Linked DNA regions of Homo sapiens: region 2 is linked to region 1. A link is an interaction called in ENCODE POLR2A ChIA-PET data of the cell type or tissue named here. Cell type or tissue: OCI-LY7. All regions are shown on one strand.

Region 1 (2,500 bases):
CAGGGAGAAACAAAGGATGTGCTACCTGCTCCCCAAGGATTATCAGGGAGCATGTAGGAATTGCCCAAATACGATTGCAATAAAAATGTGCTGTTAACTCTTCTGAAATTGGGCTTTAGATGGTTGAGGTCAGCTATTTTCAGTCCCCTCCATAAAGGTATTATGAAATACCTTTCAGAAGGGAAGATAGAAGGGAATAACATGTGTCTGCCCTGGGCACCTTCTTGTTTTGGTGTCTGATAACTACACAAAGCTTCAGCACCCTTGGGCACTTCGGCCATCACCCAGTCCTTCAAAGACCAACTTTCTGAACAGGGATTTCTCTTGGAGTCCCTGCTGACTCTAAGCTTTCCTCCTTCACTGCAGCGAGAGGAGCTTGAATTGAGAGACGAAGAATTGAGTTTTGGCCCTGGGAATATAAGGTTTAAAGTGAATAAGGCTGATTTCCACATAATCATTCCAAAAGGCTGTTTTGACTTTCTAAATGGGCCATCCAGCTGAAGAAATTAAAAATCATCCCAAATTTGATAATTTGGGGAACTCTGGATCTGCTGAGCCACTAGTTCCTTTTAAAGAGGAAAGCCAATCTATGGTCAGGCACAGTGGCTCATGTCTTGTAATCCCAGCAGCTTGGGAGGCCGAGGTGGGCACGTTGCTTGAGCTTATGAGTTCGAGACCACCCTGGGCAACATGGCAAAACCCTGTCTCTACAAAAAATACGAAAATTAGCTGGCGTGGTGGTATGTGCCTGTAGTCCCAGCTACTTGGGTGGCTGAGGTGGGAGGATGGCTTGAGCCCAGGAGGCAGAAGTTTCAGTGAGCTGAGGTTACACCACTGCACTCCAGCCTAGGCGATAGAGTCAGACCTTGCCTAAAATAAATAGGAAAGCCAATCCAAACCTCAGGCCCTGGGATTTATGATTCTAGTTGCCTGAATCCATAGCAGCAACGTCAGGAGGATTGAGAGGCTTTGGCCTTGAACATAGGTGACTGTTCCATCACTTCCTGTGTAATTTTCCTATTGACAGATAGAAGGAGTCCTGTGGGCAGACTTTGGAGTGGAGGGAGTTGCAGGGAGTTGAGGATCAGGAGACAAATATCATAATAGCCCAGCTGAGCATTTTTTTAGCTTCAAGTGTTTTGTTCACATTAGCTAATTAACTGACAGTTTGTCCAAGTGGAGTTGAGGCATGGTAGGAGATGGGAACTCATGGCCGATCATGCTTCCAGGGTCTGGAGGGAACTGATAACGTGACTGCAGTACCAGGGCCAGAGTGTGGGTTTGGACAGCTAATGGACAGAAGCTAATTGACAGGCGCTTGGGCCTGTGTGCATGATGGTCAGCTGGTTTGTCCACAACAGTGTGATAAATGCCCCATTCAGTCCAGGGGCAGTTGTGGCTCAGAGAGACCCGGTCAGGCTCTGTTATTGATCTGATAACAAGTGCATGGGGTATTAGCTACTTCACCACAGATGTCTTCTCTGGATAACTGTCTCTGTGTCCAGGAGACTGAATGAGATTCTTCATGGTCAGAAATGTCACATACCTTTTTTTTTTTTTTTTTTTGAGACAGAGTCTCACTCTGTTGCCCAGGCTGGAGTACAGTGGCACGATCTTGGCTCACTGGAACCTCCGTCTCCAGGGTTCAAACGATTCTCCTGTCTGCCTCTGGGAGTAGCTGGGATTACAGGTGTGCACCACCATGCTCGGCTAATTTTTGTATTTTTAGTAGAGACGGGGTTTCACCATGTTGGCCAGGCTGACAATTTTTTTTTTAAACAGGAAATTTTTGCATCAAAACCCAGCCAGCAATGAATTCCTATTATTCACTGTCTATGTTCTATGAGAAAAACCAGGAAGAACATGCACATTTATAGAAATGTGTATGCCAGCACAGCTCATAATAACTCAGTGTAGGCATCTATAGTTTCACATTTTAAGATACACGTTTTACAACTTATATAAGTAAATTTTACTCTTTTTCATGTACATTACTATTACTAAACCAGGGGTCGACAAACTTTTACTGTAAAGAGCCAGATAGTAAATATCTTAGGCCTTGTGGACATACAGTTTCTGTTATAAATACTCAGATCTGCCAGGCCTCCACAGACAATACGTAAATGAATGAGTATGACTTTATTTATGGATACCGAAATCTGAATTTATAATTTTCACAAGATATTATGCTTCTTGAGATTTTTTCCCAATCGTTAAAAAATGTAGATGTACCCATAACAATTAAAATTTTTTAAAAAAATTAGGCTGGGCATGGTGGCTCACACCTGTAATCTCAGCACTTTGGGAGGCCAAGGTGGGCAGATAGCTTGAGCCAAGGAGTTTAGGACCAGCCTGGGCAACTTGACAAAACCCCATCTCTACAAAAACAAACAAACAAAAAATATAAAAATTAGCTGGGTGTGCTGGCACGTGCCTGTAGTCACAGCTGCTCAGGAGGCTGAGGTGGGAGGATCACCTGAGCTTTGGTAGATTGAGGCTG
Region 2 (2,500 bases), 210 kb before region 1:
GGGAGGTGTTTGAATCATAGGGGCGGATCCCTCATGAATGGTTTGGGCCATCTCCTCAATGATAAGCATACCCTTGCTCTCTGAGTTCACATGAGATCTGGTCATTTCAAAGTGTGTGGCACCCCCCGCCCACCTCCACCCCCACTTGCTTGCTCCTGCTTTTGCCATGTGACAAGCCTGTTCCCCCTTCACCTTCATCATGATTGAAAGCTCCCTGGTCAGGCGCGGTGGCTCACACCTGTAATCCCAGATTGTTGGGAGGCCGAGGCGGGGGGATCACGAAGTCAGGAGTTTGAGACAAGCCTGACCAACATGGTGAAACCCCGTCTCTACTAAAAATACAAAAATTAGGCTGAGCACGGTGGCTCACGCCCATAATCACAGAACTTTGGGAGGCCGAGGTGGGCGGATCACGAGGTCAGGAGATCAAGACCATCCTGGCTAACATGGTAAAACCCCGTCTCTACTAAAAATACAAAAAAATTAGCCAGGCGTGGAGGCAGGCACCTGTAGTCCCAGCTACTCGGGAGGCTGAGGCAGGAGAATGGCGTGAACCCAGGAGGTGGAGCTTGCAGTGAGCTAAGATCGCACCACTGCACTCCAGCTTGGGCGACAGAGCAAGACTCCATCTCAAAAAAAAAAAAAAAGTAAAAAAGAAAAATTAGCCAGGCGTGGTGACAGGCACCTGTAATCCCAGCTACTCGAAAGGCTGAGGCAGGATAATTGCTTGAACCTGGGAGTCAGTGAGCCACGATCAGACCACTGCACTCCAGCCTGGGCAACAAAGCAAGACTCTGTCTCAAAAAAAAAAAAAAAAAAATCAAGGTGGCAATGTTATGCTGGTGGTTAAGGACAGAGCCTCTCCTACCACAGTGCCACTGACTTGCTATGTGACCCTGGGCAAGTCACTTAACTCTAATATGCCTCAGTTTTCTTCTGTTAAAATGGGGATAATAATACTGAGCTACCTCAAAGGGCAGTTTTGAGGCATGACTAATGCTTTTTATAAAGCATTTTGGGATCCTTCAGCAAAGGAATTCTCAAGACCTGAGTATTTTTTATAATAACAATGTCCACCATGAACTTGATCTGTCTGTGTGTCCCGGAAGCTATCATTAGTCTATATGGTTCTCTAAGAGACTGAATGAATCCATTGGAGAAGTGGTGGATAACTAGCCGGAGAAAATTTGAGAATGCTTAAACTCATTCCCATGGAAACATACACAGGACACCTTTTCTTTGATGAGGTGGGATTTTTCCCTTTTTATGTGGCATACTAGTAATTTGTGACCTAAGAATAATTTTGGAATAATTTCTATTAATATCAACTCTGAAGTTAGTTATACTGATCTGAGATTGTGTTTGTTCATAACAAAAGTGAAATGAATCTGGAAAAAAAAAAAAAAAAAAAGACAGCACCTCTGTGCACATTTCATTGGCTAAAGCAAGTCACGTGGCTATGCCTACCTGCAGAGGGAGTGGGGAAGGCAAGCCTACTACATGTCCAAGAGAAGGAGTAACTAAGTACTCCTTTGTGAGAAGTCCTAAGGCTTATCATACCCACAAATTGACTTCATGACCACTAATGATTCATGGTTGTGAGCGATAATTCAGAAAACACTCATTGAAAGGTTTCGTATGCTAACCTACAGTCTGGCTCACTACAACTTCCTTCTACTGGTCCCAGCTCTGCCCCTGGGGATACTCAAAACACATCTGCTTCCCCTGCCTCAGAACAGTCCTAGTTGGAGACAACATCTCTCTTCCCTAAGTCTGTCTTTCTCCTGGCGAAATACTCCCAATTCCCCCAGTTCTCCCCAGAATGAGACTTTCAGTTTCCTCTCCATCCCAGTCACCCTCTTCAGCCAGTACACCTCCTAAAGTGTCACCTCAAAATATGGTCTGAACAGCTTGGAGCTCAAAAGTTCCCATTTACTCAGAGAGATAAGGCTGAGTAAACTTAAGGACAGGACTGACTTTCAGAAGCAATTTCTGTAGAGCCAGTTATTTAACTTCCTCATTCAGTAAATTCTGATAATCATATTCCCACTGGGGGGCCCATGAAATCTGATCAGATCATTTTCCACCTTAAAACTCCGACAATGGCTTCCAGTTACTCAGGATGGAATACCTATTCCTTCAAGTGGCCCAGAAAGCCCTGTTGTAGGTTGGCTTCTGCCTGCTTCTCCAGCCTTGTGTTTCACAACCATTCCTTTCTCCTTACACTGCAGGATACTGGACCTCTTTCAGAATCTAGAATGTCCTCTTTCCTGACTTCACATTCACACGAACTGTTCCCTCTGCTAGGGCACTCCCAACATCCTCCTCTGCCTCACTAATTTAACTCCTCTTTATCTTCAGCTCTGTTTAAACATCTCTTCCTCCAGGCGAGGTTAGGTCCCTCAGGTATATGCACTTTACATTTCTCTCAGTACTTGGCTCACTCATAATTTACTTATAACTAATTGTAATTGCTTGTAATTTACTTGTAATTACTTGT

The links. Peaks named below come from ENCODE experiments on the same cell type or tissue, not always from the same donor. Only the 100,000 strongest peaks of a DNase experiment are listed, where the experiment ranks them.
Region 2: POLR2A ChIA-PET joins it to region 1 with 7 read pairs; 2 of 35 experiments call an interaction of 5 or more read pairs at or near these places.

What each region holds. Positions count from the first base shown.
Region 1 is chr1:46,155,525-46,158,024 of GRCh38, reverse strand. All of the region lies in intron 1 of P3R3URF-PIK3R3 (P3R3URF-PIK3R3 readthrough), which reads left to right. It also overlaps a transcript of PIK3R3 not described here. Among named protein-coding and RNA genes, the nearest start is that of TSPAN1, 18 kb to the left of the region's middle. In OCI-LY7, no CTCF peak of the experiment used is centred here; no DNase peak of the experiment used is centred here.
Region 2 is chr1:46,369,456-46,371,955 of GRCh38, reverse strand. It overlaps a transcript of NSUN4 not described here. Among named protein-coding and RNA genes, the nearest start is that of FAAH, 24 kb to the left of the region's middle. In OCI-LY7, no CTCF peak of the experiment used is centred here; a DNase peak (open chromatin) is centred at 1,475.